3 separate regions of the Homo sapiens genome follow, and regions 1 and 2 are each linked to region 3. A link is a loop called in an ENCODE intact Hi-C map of the cell type or tissue named here. Cell type or tissue: OCI-LY7. All regions are shown on one strand. Each heading gives the region's core, and the rest is flanking DNA. Links, peaks and the distances in the headings are about the cores only. Region 1 overlaps PRUNE2 (prune homolog 2 with BCH domain). Region 2 overlaps PRUNE2 (prune homolog 2 with BCH domain). Region 3 has its middle 8.4 kb from the start of RFK.

Evidence for each region. Peaks named below come from ENCODE experiments on the same cell type or tissue, not always from the same donor. Only the 100,000 strongest peaks of a DNase experiment are listed, where the experiment ranks them.
Region 1: it touches region 3 in a loop (1.9-fold over the local background); 20 of 110 quality-filtered maps call a loop at or near these places.
Region 2: it touches region 3 in a loop (5-fold over the local background); 20 of 110 quality-filtered maps call a loop at or near these places.

Annotation. Positions count from the first base shown.
Region 1 is chr9:76,640,495-76,646,886 of GRCh38, forward strand. PRUNE2 (prune homolog 2 with BCH domain) reads right to left here. Exons shown (of 19, transcript NM_015225.3): 12 at 4,245-4,415. LOC105376095 (a long non-coding RNA gene) reads left to right here. Exons shown (of 12, transcript XR_007061586.1): 7 at 1,700-1,792; 8 at 1,951-2,184; 9 at 4,224-4,485. Among named protein-coding and RNA genes, the nearest start is that of PCA3, 120 kb to the right of the region's middle. RefSeq lists enhancers at 3,077-3,126, 3,137-3,246. In OCI-LY7, for the core only: no CTCF peak of the experiment used is centred there; DNase peaks (open chromatin) are centred at 3,087 and 3,437; H3K4me3 peaks cover 395 bases; H3K27ac peaks cover 548 bases.
Region 2 is chr9:76,655,275-76,661,666 of GRCh38, forward strand. PRUNE2 (prune homolog 2 with BCH domain) reads right to left here. Exons shown (of 19, transcript NM_015225.3): 10 at 149-228. It overlaps LOC105376095 (a long non-coding RNA gene), which reads left to right. Exons shown (of 12, transcript XR_007061586.1): 11 at 1-1,491. Among named protein-coding and RNA genes, the nearest start is that of PCA3, 110 kb to the right of the region's middle. In OCI-LY7, for the core only: CTCF peaks have their summits at 3,509 (motif pointing left) and 3,710; a DNase peak (open chromatin) is centred at 3,477.
Region 3 is chr9:76,399,632-76,406,023 of GRCh38, forward strand. It overlaps a transcript of GCNT1 not described here and the pseudogene RPSAP9. Among named protein-coding and RNA genes, the nearest start is that of RFK, 8.4 kb to the left of the region's middle. RefSeq lists an enhancer at 2,342-2,636. In OCI-LY7, for the core only: CTCF peaks have their summits at 2,524, 3,853 and 4,056; DNase peaks (open chromatin) are centred at 2,480 and 3,850; H3K4me3 peaks cover 462 bases; H3K27ac peaks cover 1,475 bases.

The DNA of each region.
Region 1 (6,392 bases), core at 996-5,995, 240 kb after region 3:
TGCTACCTATGTAAGTATTCAACTGATGCAACACATGTTTGTGAGAGAGCAACGTAGTAGCTTCTCTGGATATTTTTGCTTTCGTTCCATCTTTTCCAATATGCAGGGTATTTATCAACTACTTTTTAGAATGCAATATGAAGGAAAATGGCAGGAGGAGACATATCTTAATACAAAAATTGCTTGTTACAATAATTTCATTTCTGAAGATGCATAATTAAATGGAAATCCACAAAGGATATGGTGGCTTAGCTATACTAATCCTCATACCGCACAGATAAGCAATTCATCCTCAGCATGACGAAAAGACAGACGTTCATTAAAAGAGACAACAGACATAATGAATCCAACTTAAAAGCAAGAAAGCATCCTTTCAAAAGCGTTTTTCTAAATGTAGCAATCTGGCTCCAGAGTGTTACAGTAATTTCAAGATCATGACCACTCAGTTACTTTGATTTCTTTCTTTATTTCCATGAACTTCTAAGAAATTTTTTTCGAAAGGGAAAGACTGAGGTTTATAAACAGTACTTCAGATGTCATTTTAAATGGCAGTTCAGCTCACTGTGTAAATGCTGTCTGCCCTTGGAATGTTGCAGCGTCATGTTCATCCAAGTTTATTTAACTAAAGGAATACTACGGGATCAACCTACTACTTCATGATCGCTGTCTAAGTAAGAAATGTCTCGATATAAAAAGTATGGAAATTTATAAATGAAAATGAAAATTTATAAATGAAAATGTGTTATTTTGGGCAGAGAAGCTTTAAGAAGGGAAGAAGAGGCAAAAAGAGCAGGAAGAAAGTAGCAGGAGAGGGGATAATTAAAAGAGGGAAATAAAAGAAAGATTTCCACATGAAAGTTTTCCTCCAAAATCAAGAGCCAGTGCCGTTGGCAGGCTTGGGAGATATTTCAGGTAATACTGTAATTTTTCTATAGCTGCTTCCTGCTAAAAAAAGTTTAAATTTAAATTTAAAAAATCAGATAATACTATAATTGCAAGCAAAGTGCAATAACTAGAATGCATAGGATCAATCACTTTTTGCCCCTCCCAGATACCTTGAAGGGGTCAGCTAACCCCTCAATTTCTATTCTCAAATATGCAGCTTACTCTAGTAAAGTTTCCTGTTGGCAACAGCATAATTCATTTGAAGTCTGGTTTTTAAAACATTTCTTTCATTAGACTTTCTTCTCAATAAAGGTGAGGTGAATTCAAGGTGTATGTGCTGGGTGGGGTGCATGAGCAACCCCCCCCCAGGAGTCTCCTGAGACCCTCTGAAGCAAGGACGCAAACCTTACCTGAGTGACACAGACAGGCATGAAAGGGATGTAACACAAGTTTGCTGGCCAGCAATGGAATGGAGACAGAAGGAAAGATGTCACAGTCGCAACCAAAACATACACACACACACACCAGCCAGCAACTCTTCTCCTCATTCTTTCCAGGGTCATTTGTCCAGCAAGACTTCAGAGAAGGTTACCTGAATCTCCTATAATGAAATAAGAGAAGTAAAAAAAAAAAAAAAAGAAAAGAAAAAGAAAAGAAACTCCTTGTTAAAATTACTTGGCATTATTGTTCTCCATTATTTAAATGGGTTTCTCAGCTCCAAGTTCAAAAAAAAAGCCAGTTCTAGCCTCAGAGGGACCCCGTACTGTTGGCTGAGCAAAACCATTCAAACCCCTCTTTGCTTTTATTTATGCAGATGGCAAGGATATTGCTGTTGGCTCATAGGATGTGAACAGTGGTGTTGAGATTACCCTCATTTGGCTGATGATGTCATTGAGGCCCAGAGAAGGTAAGTAATGTACCAAGGTTACAGACTAGTAAGTGACAGAGATGGGTTTTGAGCCCCATTCTTCTACATTGTGTGCAATAGCTCATATCAAGGTCACTAAAGCTGAAGACTGAATTATTTATTCAAATACTGCCATCATGCACCAATATTCTCAACAGGTAGGACACCTGGCAGGGCCTGGCTTTGGGGCTAACTTCTGCAGCTCTTTTGATTGCCCCCACCTTACAGTTTTTGGCACAGAGCACTGTGTAGCTGGCACTTCTCTACTGGCCCGAATGAGAAAACTTCCTCAGAGCAAAATGTCAAGCACCAAATAAGATTCATGTTTACTGTGAAGTGATTGCTGCTTTTTAAATGCTTATCAGAAGCCGAAGGACAAACTCAGTAGGTTGGTAAGTAAGGAGATTTTTCATCATTATGGTCTAAGAGAGTGCTGTAAACTCCTAATGTGGAAGACAAAGCTTTAGCAAATTCAGAAGTAACATCTGAAGTATCTTTACCTACAGAGCACAAAAGCTGTTCAGGGTGTAGGAAAAGGTGGCATCTCTCTAAAGTTCCGGATGGGTGCAGCCAGAGGCACATTTCATGCAGGCTGGTGCCTGGAGAGGGCCAAGGCAGGGCTGGGGAGAGGGGAGGTGGCCTTCTCTTCAAAACAAACCAGACAGTCACACAGACAAAAACTGAGCTTGCGACACAGAATGGAGACGAGCAAATGGCAAAGGGAGGAGGTGGCAGGGACGGAGAGCACAGCAAACCAGGTTAGCCCTGAGGGCTCAGGTGAATTGTTACAAGACTGTGACAGGCAGAAGCAGTGGCTTTTTCCCAACCATCAGTGCACTGATGATAATCATTCTCTCCTGATTCAGACAACAGCCCACCTAAAGAACAAGCAGGCGAGTCTACTGGAGTATTAGCAGATAACTAGCCCTAGAAGAGCAGCAGGACCATGAGCTTCCTTTCAACACAGGGACTCTGCATTTAGGAGCTGATGTTTATAGGGCTTATCACTGGGTGACTTTGATGTGACAGACATTTTAATTTTTTAATACTTTTTAAAATGAACACAGACTACTCTTACAGGCAGCCTTTGTTTTGTTTCTATTTTCAAAAAGAAAACAAACCAAAAATATCTGATGGGTGGTGCAAAGGAGATGTGACCTGGGAAGATGGGGAAGATTGAGTGTTCCTCTTATGGTTTTCACATAAAAACAAAAGGGTTGACTCTACAGCCAGCTGTGTGTCACTTGCAGCAAGATGGGGCCAACTCTCATTCTGAAGGGCTACGGGCATGATTTCCCTTAGAGGAAACTGCTCCTGACCCCACAGCAGCTCTCAGCGGGGCATATTTCCATTTCAGGTCAAACAGTAAGGCAAGACAAAGAAAGGCCATGGCCAGGGCCAGGGACTGGCATTCACCTTTGCTACAGTGGTCAGGTTCCCTGGGTGGTCCTGATACTTATGTGGGGGTAGCAATGTATGGGATGGAAGGTGAAAAATCTGCTGGCGGAGAAAGGTTTGATTGAAATAACAGATCAGCCTTCTGCTTGTTATAATAGAAAACAAAAGCAGTGTTTTGAGGCAGTGCTAAGACTCTCATTTCCCTGTCCTCATTAAGGAAGAGAGAACTGAGAGAGCAACAACTGCCTTGTCAGCTCACACTCTTTCTGAACAGCTGGGTGGTTACAGTGGCACCTCAGGCTCGGGAAAGGAAGGCACGCAGCAGAAGAATCAAAATGCTGTCGAGGTTTTCTGAAGTTGACAATGTTAAATGTGTTGCTTCCACTCATCTGACTTTTTGTGACTCCCAAATTAATCAAGGCCACATATGCTCCAGGAGCCCTCAAGAAAGTGCTGGAAATACAAACACACTTTTCTCTCTCCCTTGTCTCTCACCAAACAGGTGGAGGCTTTGACTGGGGTTGGCTGTTGTCAGGCCTAGATTTAATGTAGTTTACTAGTTTACAGAAAGGCAAACTTCAGTTAGGGGAAACAATTACCAGGCTAAGTCTAAAAAAAAAATCCCCAAAGCTTCTGAAGAGGATTCAAAAGGCCATTTTGTAATGAGAAGCACCTCGGGGGTAGTGTTATGACACAGGCCATGGTGTCACATACTCTGTTCAGTTCAACCGTACAATGGACTGATAAGAATGCCAAACAGACATTTAAATTAGACAACTATGACTTTCAATAAATTTGCACAAGATGATCGCTATCAGATATGTAGCATGAAAAGCCCGTTTTATATTGGAAAGTTGTCTTTGCCTAGTAGGATTTCAAATGTTTATTGAATTGAATATGAGGAAATATACTTAGCTCTATAGTTCCCTGAATATTGGCTCTAGAATAGGGTCTTTGAGATGTCATGTTCCGGAGAAGTCTAGACTCACTTCATGATTTTAAATAAAATGGCTGCCCCTTCCCCATTTCCCAGATTCATGCTGAGCTCGACTACCTCCGTGAGAAATGACTCTCCTGTAGGGCTCGATGACCTTCATGTCAATGCGCTGCTCTTGTTCTCCAATGACCACTGTCCTCCAAAGCCGGTTGTCCTCCCGTTCCTCTTCGGCCGTATATTCTGGAATAGACTCTGACTCTTGGCCAGAATCTTTGTTGGCTGTGGGATCTTCTGGAAACAAAGCACAGAGCAAGGCTGAAGGAGCAAGACCTCCACAGTGCAGCTAAACAGCCAAATGGTAAGCTTTACAATACAGTACTCCTACGGGCAGCCTTTGTTTTGTTTCATCCTGCAGAAACAACCTGATCAAAGTCCTTGTTTTGTACAGCCTTTACAGAGCTTAGCACTATCCTGACCATATAAAGTACACTCAATGAAGTCTTCTTTTATTAACTGAACAACCACATCCATTGCTAAGGCCATGCTGAGGGGGAGACTAGGTGCAAAACTTAAGCTGTCTTGCATGGGTAGTGGTCCAAGGACCAACTCATCCTTGATCAGGGTAAAGAAAGATTGCAGGTCTTTCTAATGGGGTGAAAGGCTGTGTACTAGACTCAGAAAATCTTGGGGTTTTGGGGCCACATCTCTTCAGTGCTCAGAGTCTTTTGGGGCCCTCAGCTTGGAATCGTGATGATACTACAAGCCAAGACTCCTACTCTAAGACTCTTACAACTGGGCTGAGCCCCCTATTGGGAGCATATCTGGACATAAATTTGATATTACTTTCTATGTACTGTTTCAAAATATGCCACACCAAGACTTTATAGTGAGAAACAAACAACTTTGTAGACCAGAAATGCTCCAAGACCCCAAATGCACAAGACTCCCAAATTGATGGGTGCATAAGACAATAAAAAAGCCTACTGAGCATCCTCTGGGAAGAAATTTACTCTTGTGCATTTAAAAAAAAAAAGTAACCATTTTTATTAAAAAAATAAGCAGCAATTGTTTCCATTTTTACTAGAAGTATTAGTAGAGCTTAATGATGGTTATTCTTTGTATGTTTAAGTAATCTGAAAGAAAAGATTATTTATAACCTTCACAATAATTCCAAGACATTATCATTCTTATTTTTCCATTCCTGGAAAAGCACCATTGAATTTACACTGCATTTCACTTCTTTCTATGGCACTTTGATGATAATAACAGCACTATTGTGTTAAGTATTGACCTTGTACCAGGTACTAGTTGGTATTAAAATGGTCATTATACCATTATATTATTATACCATTGGCATTATATGCAAAAACTGACTCTGAAGTGGTTTGCCTCAGATCACAGTTACTAAACAAATATAGTCAAAACCTTTACCTTTTTCAGCCCTTCTAATCTACCACATTGTACCTTGAATGTGTGATTCTCTTTCTTATTTATTTTACAAAGAGACTGTGAGTCCCCTGGGCTAAGAAACTGTGCCTTGAATAACCTTTAATATTCACTTCCAGCAACCCACTCCCTACTTAGCTTACAAACTTACTCAGAGCACTCAAAAACAATTGGGAAGGTGGGTGAGTAAATTAAGAAAAACTTGGATAGTTTCCTGGAAATGGAGCTAATCTGTAAGGAAGCCACAACACTGCCATTATGTTCTGGAAGAATCTGCAATTATATATTCAGAAGTGTCTAATTACCAGTGACTTAGATAGCAAAATGAAGTTCGGTTGGGAAGCAATCCTAGCCTTTTTTGCCAACACCAACAGCTACCACCACCTACAGAGCCTTGGCTCACTCTGGCTTCCACTGTGTTCCCACCAGCATGCGGCAGCTTATCAAGGACACAGATCATAAACCACTGGCTTCAGGCCAAGCGTCGTGTCCCTTGTGCAAATCCACCCATCTCTTTGGAATCCCTTCCTGCTTCTTCCTTCCTACATGGGTTAGGACCCTAGGATGCTAATCTTATATCCCTTCCTGGAACTCAATTTCCCATCTGGTCTCTACTCCCCCAGAACTCTGGATTCTGAAGCAGGTTTGTATTCTGATGCTCTTGTACACACCCTCCTTTCCCTCTAGTGAACTTTCCATCCACCAGACCCTCTTCATCCTGTTTGGTACCCTCTGACCTGCTCTAGCTTTACCCTGGTCATCTCTGTGGGGTGAACGTAGGGTTGTTTTGTTTTATTTTCTGCAAATTTTATTAAAATT
Region 2 (6,392 bases), core at 879-5,878, 260 kb after region 3:
ACACCTTCATATCACACATTTCTTTTTTCCTCTCACTGTTATCACTGAAATCATAAGTTAGATGCACAGGAAATAATTCTTTCACTGAATAATGAAAACGTTGGGATACAGAATACCAACGAAGGAAATGAACAAATGCTGCTCTCACCAGGCCTCATGTCTGCAGCACTGGGACTCAGCACGCCCTCTTCAAAGGGGATGTCCATTCCTACATCCTCTGACAGTAGTCTGCAAAAAAAGCAAAGCAAAGCGCGTCAACAACAACTGTGTAAGACTTCATTTCTTTTGAAAAGGAAACCCACAGAGTCCAGGATAACATTTTCAACTCACTTAAAATAAACCATGTATGGGGACTGAATCCACTGTAAGTGGTCCCAAATTAAAGACTTTCTGCAGTTATGGTAAATGAGAAAAATGGACACCAATTTCACTTGCTTACATCAAGTCACTTCTGCTAGCTCACTTAATAAACACACACCAAGTGGGAAACTCAGAAATAGGAAATGCAAACAACTAATAAAATATACTTCGGGGACATTTAATATATATATATTTTTAACAACAGGGTCAATATATGTGCTTTGTACACATCTCTTACTCTGTAAATTTGAGTATTTTAATTAAATTCCCATGGACAGAGGGAGAGCATATTCTGTTGATCTCAGTTTTCATTTGTAAACTAGGGATATACACCTACTTCACCACGTTGTTTAAAGATTAAGCTACAAAAGTAAAGTGCCTAACACTCCTGAGCAGGCATAGACTGATGTTATTTTTCTTCCTTTTTTGAATATTTAAAGAGTCACTGTGAATATATGTTGGTGAAGATGGCTCTGGTCATGACTTCCCACCTCTTGTTTCTAATCAGTGCTGAGCCCACAACCATCTGTATTAGCACATTTGGTAAGAAGTGTAGGGAAACAGGAAATACCAAAGGCAATTGTGACGAATCTATATGTTCTTCTAAGAAGCTGACCACTGTTCACGATAAATTTCTCTTGATTTATTTTCATCCCTGGACCTTTGTTCAGTAAGACCCCATTTACCATAATATATATTTCTTCTCTGTGAGTTTCACGTAATTTCATTCACCTAGGGTGAGTCCTTATGATGTGGGCACTAACCTAATTTTAAACATGATAAACCTTTATGTTAAAGTTCTTAATTTAGTCCCCTTCTGCCTCTCTTACTGTACTTTGCACTATGTAACGCTGGATCTACCAAACCTTTGGAGTTTAATCTGCTTCTCCAGGATGCAAGTCAAATCCCCTACTGTCAATAAAGCACTATGATGAAAGAAAATAATCTGCACCCTTAGCGATTACTGCATTTGCTTCATTTATTCAACAAATATCTATTAAGTGTCTACTATGTGCCGAGGATATAGAGGAACAAAACAGACCCGTCTCATTCTCGTGGTGGAGTTGGGATGATGGAGCTAATACAATGACCCCTACCTTCAAAAACTCAGTGCTGCTCCCCTGGATAGAGGTAAGTGCCTGTGTACTTACCTACCAACTCCTGAGACCCCTTCAAAAGCTCAGCATCAGGGAGTTTCTTTGTCCACATTCTTCCTGTGGCTTTGACCCTGTGTGTTCTCTAAAACTAGACCTGTGCCCTGGTAGCAAAGGGGCATGCAAGAGGTTGGCATGTAAGACAGACAATAATGTATCAGCAGGAACAAGACAACCTGTGCCAAACAGAGATACACTATGATAGGTGGAATCAAACCACGTTATTCAGCAACAAAGATTGGGGAGGTATGCAAAGAGAAGATCTGCACCAGGCCCCAGTTTTGAAAGTCCTAGGACCTAGAGGGACAGATGTCTGGGTATCCCATGATCCTGCAGTTTTTGGAATTCCTTACAATGATCTTTGTCATTTTGTGTGTTCTCCTTGACATCAAACTTCTCGTACCTGTCAAGTAGCAAAATGCTGCTATTAAGAGCCACTGGGTTTAAATCTTAGTTCTACCACTTACTATGTTGGATTGAATTATTGAGCCTGAAATATTCTAAAGGCACATGTACATTATTTTTCTAGTTATCTGCCTAAGAGTCAACCTTGAACAAAAATAAAGATATCAGATTTCTATCTGCCTGACAGAGCACACAGGATGTGGGCCTTGGCATCAAAATAAATATGATGGTTTTAAAATAGATAGGATCAGCTTAAGTTTAATAGATTTTTTTAAACAATTGTGAATTATGGGCAACATCATGGAATAATTGCAGGAGTCCTGCCTGGATATGAGGTTTTAGTTCTGAGTTATAGTTCTGCTGCCAGTATCAACAAGCTGATTAACTCTGAGAAGATTAGTTGGCCATTTCTGTGATTTTAAAAGGGGATAATACCCAACATCACAGTGACTGTGGAGAATAAATACAATCCAAATAAAAGTACTCTGTAAGTCATAAAGCACTGTCTGAGTTTAAGGTATTACATACCCTCCACTTAAAACATAGTACAGGAGCAGTGGTTTAATTAAAGTATGTGTCATGGTTGGACAAATCATAATTAAGGTCACTATAATTTGGGCATTAGTCCAGGTAAAAGATAATCTTATTACTGCACAAATCTCCACAGAGCCTAGAAATGCTCCTCAACTCATTGATGTTAGAAAATAGAGCCTTTGCCTCTAAGTGCTCCTTTTCAACACAAAGCAGAGACCCTATGAAGAAGGCACAGATTTCTTCCCCCTGTGTTAGCATGCACCGGGGGAAGAAAAATGCTGAAGGCTGTGATCAGCGGATGACCCAAGGAGAGAGATTCACACAAACCCATGGATATTAAAGAAGGCTAGGCCGGGCGCAGTGGCTCACGCCTATAATCCCAGCACTTTGGGAGGCTGAGGCGGGTGGGTCACCTGATATTGGGAGTTCAAGAACACCCTGACCAAGATGGAGAAACCCCATCTCTACTAAAAATACAAAATTAGCTGGGTGTGGTGGCGCATGCCTGTAATCCCAGCTACTCGGGAGGCTGAGGCAGGAGAATTGCTTAAACCTGGGAGGCAGAGGTTGTGGTGAGCTGAGATGGTGCCATTGCACTCCAGCCTGGGCAAAAAGAGCAAAACTCCGTCCCACTCCCCCCCAAAAAGAAGGCTATAGGGACATGTTAGAAAACCCCTGGGACAGAGGGAAAGCTGAGCCAGAATAGCCTAGAAGCAAATCTAAGAGAAACCCAAGTCACGCTCTTTGTAAATACTTCAACCACATTCATACATTAAGCCCATAAACATTTGCAGAAATGAAGTGGCCAAACAGCAGTTGTTGACTAAGCAGGACAGCAGTTTTGTGATCAGTAACTGAAGCCTCTCAAGATCTGTTAGGTAACAAACCAGTCCAGTGTAAAGGTCTGTATTTTACTTTATCTATCTGTAGCCTCTACTTAATTTTGAGTTTCTTTATACAGAATGGAGCTAACCAAGAGGTTGAGGGAGTTGTAAACACAAGTCAGGCTGTACTATGGCTGAAACAGCTACATGTCTCCATCTAGAGGATGTATTAAAACTGCTTCATGGTTTCTTTGCTGGATGGTACTGTGACATTAACACCATGTGTGTTAGAAGATCAATGTATTATGACATATTGATCTTCACCAAGTATTTCTGGCTCTCTGCCTTTTGAGTGCATGGTAGTATTGCACTTTCCTGTCCCCTTTGAAGTTAGGGTAGCCACATGACTTGCTTTGGCTAATGAAGAAAGAGTGGAAGGGAGAGATGTCGCTTCTGAGCAGAAGGCTTAGGAGCAAGCGTGTGAGGAGCCACATCCTCTTCCCACATAGGTGGCTGTGGAGGGGCTCGGCCAGGCTGTGTCCCGAGTGCCTCTGATGAGCAGAGGCCTCGATGAAAGCTTGCTGGAAATGTAAACAAGAAATGAACTTTTGTTGTGTTTTGCCCTGAGATATTGTAGTTATTTGTTACCACATTACGATCTAGCCCATTCTTACTATATAGCTGGCCTTTATTGTTTCAAAGGGAATATTTGACTTATGCTATGCTCAAAAATTTATTTCCTGATTTGGGTAACCAATTTTCCACATTCTTAGCCCAGATTCATATTGACAGTAAATATCTTTACGTCTGGATTGCTAAAGCATCAAAGCATATAGGAACAAAAAGCTTGAAAAGACACTGAATGCTTTTAAATATTCTATAAGACTGAGTATTAATATATCACCTTTAGGGTTTTTGTCATAGCCTTTAATCACTTGCCAATTTACTTAACATTTTCTTTAGATTGACTTATTTTATTAAGGTTATTTTGAGAGGAATGTTTGTATCACTAGTGTACAGGTTGAGTATCCCTTATCCAAAATGCTTGGGACCAGAAGTATTTAAACCTTCCGACTTTTTTGGATTTTGGAATATTTGCATTATATACTACAAGTTGAGAATCCCTACTCTGACGATCTGAAATCTGAAATGCTCCAATGAGCATTTCCTCTGAGTGTTGTGTCAGCACTGAAGAACATGAATTTTGGAGCATTTTAGATTTCAGACTAGGGATACTCAACCATTATATGTAAACTTAAATCACTCACGTAAAATAAATGGTGAGTGATTTAAGTTACATAAAATAAATAACATATATAGAAAAAATTAAATATAATAAAAATAAAATAATACTATTAAATTTAAGTTAGAAACCCCTGGAATCTCACTCAGAGGTTTTTCCTCTTTGCTAAAAGAGAGATGTTAGGAAGTGTTGGCTAAGTCTGACAAGGTGTAAAGCCATGTATCATTAAAAATACAAGAAATGCTATATGAAATAGCATACTCCAAAAGTTACTAATACATTTCCAAGCTTAAAAAAATAAGATTAAGTCCACAGGTGCCAGAAATAAAGAGTTATTATAGAAGGCTGATAAAAACCTAGCACACAGGGTTCTTGCACTGGACACAGGACTTAGGGTCTCACAGCATAAGGGACCTCCTGGTGATGGAAGAAAGGCCTAGACCTGAACTTCTATATAGGGCTCTGGACCTTCAGGAACTTTCCCCTTAACAAAAAGGGGATGGAAAAAAACTCTCTCCTCTGGCCTTGGAGGTTTTGGGTAGAAAATAAAAAGCAACCAGTAGGAGCTGGAGACACTAGCTGTGGGCCGCTCATGTCTCAATTTATATTACCTGAATGATGTAGAAATGAATCAAGAAATTAAGATGAAAATTCATCTAGGATCACTGAACACCTAGGACCCTAGGGTTCCAAAAGAATCAGATGTGGGCCAGGCACGGTGGCTCACGCCTGTAATCCCAACACTTTGGGAGGCCGAGGCAGGTGGATCATGAGGTCAGGAGTTCAAGACCAGCCTGGCCAAGATGGTGAAACCCCATCTCTACTAAAAATACAAAAATTAGCCGGGTGTGGTGGTGCACACCTGTAATCCCAGCTACTTGGGAGGCTGAGGCAGAAGAATCACCTGAACCCGGGAGGCGGAAGTTGCAGAGAGCCGAGATTACATCACTGAACTCCAGCCTGGGCAACAGAGCAAGACTCTGAATCAAAAAAAAAAAAAAAAAAAAGAAAGAAAGAAAGAATCAGATGTGAAACCACTTGGTAGTGCTTACTTCTACAAGCAAGTTTCACTGGAAATCCAATTAGGTGCAAGAAAAAACTCTCTGAAAGATGAGCTCATATAAAAAAACCCTATAAACTACACTTGGGAAAAATACTTTGAGGCATTTCCAGGAGATGCAATAAATAGAAAAATTAGCAATAAAAGTAATAAAATAAAAGAATAGCATGAAAGAGGCCATAATGATTAAAGAATAATATCTAAACCTTTGTTGTGTTAAACCACTGAGATTTGGGGTTGTCATAGCAGGTAATGTCACCAAGACCTCAGTAGCCATTCTGCTTAAAAAAGAAACATCTAAAACATAATAATGCAGAAGTGTTGACAAGAAAGTGGTATTTTTAAAAAACAGAGAAATACTAAACACAAGAAAGCATTACAATATTATTATTATTTATCATTATTGTTAGTATTTTTTGGTACAGTCGTCCAGGCTGGAGTACAGTGGTGCAATCTTGGCTCACTGAAGTCTCCACCTCCTGGGTTTAAGCGATTCTCCTGCCTCAGCCTCCCAAGTAGCTAGGATTACAGGCACCTGCCACCATGCCCAGCTAAGTTTTGTATTTTTAATAGAGATGGGGTTTCACCATGTTGGCCAGCCTGGTCTCAAACTCCTGACCTCAGGTGATCTGCCTGCCTCAGCCTCCCAAAGTGCTGGGATTACAGGCATGAGCCACTGCACCTGGCCAGCATTACAGTATTAATGCCCAGCAAAACAGACTTCAGAAAAGGCATTATTAAGGCTAAAGAAAGTTATTATTTAGTGATACAAGGAATAATTCTTCAGAAGATGTAATAATTGAGAGCCAATG
Region 3 (6,392 bases), core at 923-5,922:
GGAAAATAAACATCAGTTTCTTAAAAAAAAAAAAACCTATTTGTTTTTACCCCAATCCATTTTTACCCCTACTCCCACTGAATGCAAATGGAATGGATGAATGGATGTTTTATTTCTATTTTATTTTATTTTTATTTTGTTTCACATGGATGTTTATAGCAGCTTTATTCAGAATTGCCAAAACGTGGAAGCAACTGAGATGTCCTTCAATAGGTGGGATAAACAAGCTGTTGTATATCCATATAATGCCATACTATTCTGTGCTAAAAAGAAATGAGCTATCAAGCCACAAAAAGACCTAGAGGAAACTTAACTGCATATTACTAAGTGAAAGAAGCCAGTCTGAAAAGGCTACATAACACATGATTCCAATTATATTACATTCTGAATAAAACTATGGAGACAGTAAACAGATCAGTGGTTACCAGGGTTTGGGGAAGTTGGAGGTCGGAGGGAGGGATGAATGTGAAGCACAGGGGATTTTTAGGGCAGTGAAACTATTCTGTATGATACTGTCCTCATGAATATATGACATTATGCATGTATCAAAACCCATAGAACTATACAGCAACAGCAGCTGCCAACCTAAAACTGCTCTAAAAAGTAGAGTCTATTAGTTTTTGAATAATTAATCTAAAAATTTCTGACTTGGAGTCTGACATCAACGTTCACACCTTCCACACCTAAATAGTTACCAAGTCTCTCCCAATCCATTTTTACCCCTCCTCCCACTGAATGCAAGCCATGACCCCTTACCTGCACAGGTGTAGCCAACTCTATTCTCCCAGCCTTAGATTTGACACTAGTCTCTCTCTACTGCTTTTTCGTGCTGCTATAACCTTTCAAATGCCAATCTGATCAAATCACACTAAAAGTCATGTTCTGCTTCCCTCTGTCTTAGGATCAGTCTAAACTAAACCATTGTTCACAGATTCTCCCTATCACACTCCTCAGCTCCTGCCTCTACATTCTCTACCCAGAAGCCCTAGGGAACTTTACCAATTCCTCTAACTCACTCTTTGGACTTCATATAAACAGGCTTCCTAGCATGAGACAATGCTACCAGTAGGCCAGAGAGCAAGGGAACCCTGTGAGTCAGGTATGCTTGACAATGCCTTCCAGAGAGGTGGGACTTGAGCTGGAGCCTTGGGGCATGTGTGAATCGACTAAACAGAGAAGAGGAAAGAAAAATGTCTAGCTAGGGAGAGTTCCTGTGATCATATTTCCAAGAAAGGGATGTGCAGTAAACAAGCCAGAACTACTAAGCTCTACTGAGAGGTGATAGAGCTTAGTAGTAGGTAAGGGGGACTCTGGCTCTTACACCAGTTTCCTGTCTGTGAGAAAATAATCACCATAGCACCTCATAAAGCATTTGAAAGATTTAAGACTTAATGCATGTGAAGTAACTAAATCAGTGTGTAATGTGTAGTAAGCCTTCTGTATTGGCTGTTATGATGATGATTACCTGTTGGTCTGCTATAGAAAATTCATTATAACTGGACTACAGTCCAAATAAGCTGGCTGAGTGTAAGTGTCTTCAGAATTCTACCTTGGAAAACAGACATGTAAAATTCTACATAAAAGCCCAATATAGAAAATAAATAATGTTTTATTTATTTATGTATTTACATATTTATTTTAGAGATGGGATCTCGCTATGTTGCCCAGGCTAGAGTGCAGTGGCTATTCACAGGCAAGCTCATAGCACACTATAGCCTCGAAATCCTGGAATTAAGCCATCTGCCTGCCTTGGCCTCCTGCATAACTGGAACTACAGGTGTACACCACCATGCCATAAAAACAAGTGTTATTTTATAACCACAAATGTATTTGTGGTTCAAACTCATAAAATTTACTTCATGTAGTACAAATTTACTCAATAAGAACACATTAATGAAGTTTACAGTGTAAAGAAAGAAAACTAATTTTTTTCCTCACCCCTAATGCGTTGTTAGAAGGGACCCCCTGTAACAAAAAACAGATTATCAAAGCAAGAGCAAACATGTTTATTATCATGTATATTTTATATGTATATGGGAGATGCCCAGGGAATGAATAATTCTCAAAGAGGTGACTCAGACCTCTAGCTTATATAAACTTCAATAAAGAACATTAAGGACCAGCACAGTGACTCACTGCTATAATCCCAGCACTTTGGGAGGCTGAGGCCAGAGGATCCCTTGAGCCCAGGAGGTTGTGGCTGCAGTGAGCCATGATCATGCCACTGCACTCCAGCCTGGGTGACAGAGCAAGACCCTGTCTCAAACAAACAAACAAAAAACACACTACATTTCTAAAGAAAGGACAAGACAGAGGAAAAGAACTTTGAATCTCTGGAGGTGGCAAATTGTGGGAAGGCAAAATAATGATAGATGAAGTCCACTTAGCAAAGCTTATTAACGTAGATTCCTCTTGTGCCATCTCCAGCCAGATGAGGGCTACAGTTGTCTTCAGTGGTTAACTTTTGTCCTTCCGGGTACAGAGGGAAGAAGGGCACCTTTGTCTTTGTAAATCTGTGTCCTGCCACTAGGTAAACAGAGGAGAGGCAGAGAGCTTTCCTGTATCTGCTTCCTCCCACTTGCTCTTAGCTTAAAAATTTTTTTGTCAAAGAGGCATATTTTTTGGTTAACACATCCAGTTTTCCTTCAACACTCTCAACTACATCCGAATTTGCTTCCTATCACTGTTTGTACTGTTGTATCATATTAAATTCAGAAAACATATTTTAAAATAACATTTTGAAAACTAAATTCATAAAAGACATTTTTAAATGAAATGTGCTTTGAATATTTAGAACCTTTTGAAGCACACAAATTGTAAATTACTCATCTGGTCTAACATTGTTATTTTGCACCAAAAAAAAGCAGACTGAGAGCCTACGACCTACTAAACCCAAAAGAAAACAGAGAGTCTACAAAATGCTGAGAAGCTGTCCATCCGTTTGACAATGGACCTAAGATCACCTTTTCTGAAAGAGTTAAGTGATCTCCAGGTCTGTCTGCTATATGCAGCTGCCTCATAATAACCCATAATGAAATGTTTATTTGGCTGATTTTTTTTTTTTTTGAGACAGTGTCTCACTCTGTTGCCCAGGCTGGAGTACAATGGCATGATCTCGGCTCACTACAACCTCCACCTCCTGGGTTCAAGTGATTCTCCTGCCTCAGCCTCCTGAGTAGCTGGCATTACAGGCACGCGCCACCACGCCCGGCTGATTTTTGTGTTTTTAGTAGAGACGGGGTTTCACCCTGTTGGCCAGGTTGGTCTCAAACTCCTGACCTTGTGATCTGCCTGCCTCGGCCTCCCAGAGTGCTGGGATTACATGCATGAGCCACCGTGCCCAGCCCTGATTGTTTAATAAATACACCGCACATATGGAAATGGAAGGTTGTCAGTAGTACTAATAAACAATTCTTATACCTATATGGAATGTAAACCAAATTTTGTCAACTTCTACCCACATGAGACACTAAAAATATCTCTGGAAAATTAGATTCTAATGTCAGGTCAGGCCTGAAAACCAAGAGCTTACCTACAATATCAAATGTTTTAGAAAAAGGTATTCCTTCCTTCATCCATTCATTCACTGGCTGCTTTAATAGGGTCCACTCCAAATCAAGGGTGTGATGATTACTAATTTTTAAAAATCGATACTCCACAAATATTTGAGTACCTACTGTTCCTTGTGTATTTCCTGTATGGCTTTTTGATTTTTGTTTTTTGTTTTTGCATTGAGCAAAAATTGCTTGTATTACAGGGGAAAAACTATGCAAATGCAATGTTAAATTCTCACCACCAAAACCAAAAGCACTACAAGAATTTCATTCCTCATGCATCCACAAGATGGCATATTAAAATTTTGCTTTTTACTGACATGAACCTAGAACTGCGGTGACACATGAAATAAGAACTGCAAATGGAAAATGAAAGTTAGGGAATGAGGTTCATCAGGCCCTGTGCTAGACACGGGAGGATTCTGTACTCAGAAATGTTTGGCCTGCTCATTGCTTCATGTGCTTGGATCTGGTTCTTTGGTGAAGCATGGCTACTGCATTCTATCTTCTTCCTCAATCACAAAAGATAAAAAGACTGTCTTAATTTAGAAAGTTAATGCTTTTTGATGTTTCCTTTGAATATATGTTTCACTATAGAAGAAGAAAATGGAGAAAGAGAAAAAGGAGGAGAAGAGCACCTAGAATTATAGGCAGAAGAATTCAGACTTCTTTCCCATTAAAAAATTGTTTTTAATTATACATTTGGTGCAATGATGGTATAGGAGATAAAGATGCTAAAAATTTCTGAGACGAAGAAGAAGGAAAACTTTCTAGGACACTGGACTCTTTTCAGAATAATGAGTAAATATGTCTGAGATTCTGGAGATGAACTTTGACCTCTGTTCGGAGTAATTCCCCTTCTAAGGCAGGATTTACTGATAGTGAAATTAACCATTCTTTAGTGTCCATGACAGCCGTCTGTCTTATGTTCTCTCAAATTCATGATACCTTTGGAATGTGACCGTGATGGCAAAAATATAGGTGTTACCAACAGTAATTACATATAAAATTATTTCAGTTTGTCTTCAAAATTACTGGTGTTTCCCTCCTTTTTTCTCACAATGATGATATAAAATTTTAGGAATTTTTTTTAATTTTAGAATTTTTTTTCTGTCCAATATATAAAATAATACAGCTACTTAGAAAATTGGTCTAATCTGCTGATGTGTCAGCATGAACTATATATTTAGAAGATGAAAAATAAAAGTGTGTAGTGGGGTGGTGGTATAGATTGGAAAATTATTACCAGCTGAATAAAAAATAGTAGGCTAAATTAAAAATGCTCCCAAATATTTTTCACTCCTTTTATTGAGAGGGGAAGCCCATTTCCTCTCCCCACTAAAACTGACCTGGTTGTGAAATTTGACCAATAAAATCTGGCAGAAGTGATATCGTGTAACTTCAAAGGTGTGCTTACAGAGAACTGTAGCAACTCTGTGATAGGCTTTGAATGCTCTCTGTTAGAAGCTGGGCATGATATAAGTCCAGCTACCCTTCTAGAGAAAGAGATATATGAAGAGAGGCCTGAAGTATCCTGGACATTTCAGTCTCAAATGAGCTCCTGGAAGGAATACTGCTCAGGTGAGACCCAAGCAACCCAGAAAATAATTTGAAATAATAGATTATTTTAAGTCATCTTTTTTTTTTTTTTAAACAGAGTCTTGCTCTGTGGCCCAGGCTGGAGAGCAGTGGCGTGACCTCAGCTCACTGCAATCTCCACCTTCCAGGTTCAAGATTCTCCTGCCTCAGCCTCCCAAGTAGCTGGGATCACAGGCGTGTACACCACCATGCCTGGCTAATTTTTGTATCTTTTTCTAGAGATGGGGTTTTGCCATGTTGACCAGGCTGGTCTCAAACTCCTGGCCTCAGATGATCTGCCCGCCTCAGCCTCCCAAAGTGCTGGGATTACAGGCATGAGCCACCAGACCCAACCCAAGTCATCAAATTTTGAGGTGGTTTGTTCTACAAAAATAGCCAAACCAGCTAGTGAGCTCTGTTTTGCCAATACTTTTTTCCTTTAAGTAGACTTTTTTTAAAAAGCAGTTTTAGGTTCACAGAAAAATTGAGAAGTACAGAAAGTTCCCATATACTCCCTGACCTTCAACACACACACACACACACACACACACACAGGCTTCCTCACTATAGACATCCTGCACTAGGCACTAGAATGTACATGTTACAACTGATATATGTGCATTGATGTAATATCACCCCAAGTCTGTAATTTACATGAGAGTTCACTCTTGGAGTTATACATTCTATGGGTTTACACAAAGGAATACCGACTTGTATCCACCATTATCGTATCATACAGAGCATTTTCACTGTCATAAAAATCCTCTGTGCTTTACTTATTCATCCCTCCCTCACCCCTAATCCTTGACAACCACTGATCTTTTAACTGTCTTCATAGTTTTGCCTTTTCCACAGTGACACATAGTTGGAATTATAAAAGATGTAGCATTTTCAGACTGGCTTCTTTCACTTAAAAATATGCAGTTAAGTTTCCTCCACGTCTTCATGGCTTGATGGCTCATTTATTTTTAGCATAGAATAATATTCTATTGTCTGTGTGTATCATAGTTTATTTTCCTATTCTCCTATTGAAGGACGTCTTGATTGCTTCCAAGTTTTGGCAGTTCTGAATAAAGCTGCTCTAAACATCAATCTGCAGGTTTTTGTGTGAATATAGGTTTTCAATTAATTTGGGTAAATACCAAATAATACAATTGCTGGATCATGTGGTAAGAGTATGTTTAGTTTTATAGGAAACTGCCAAACTGTGTAACAAAATGACTATACCATTTTGCATTCCCACCAGCAATTAAGGAGAGC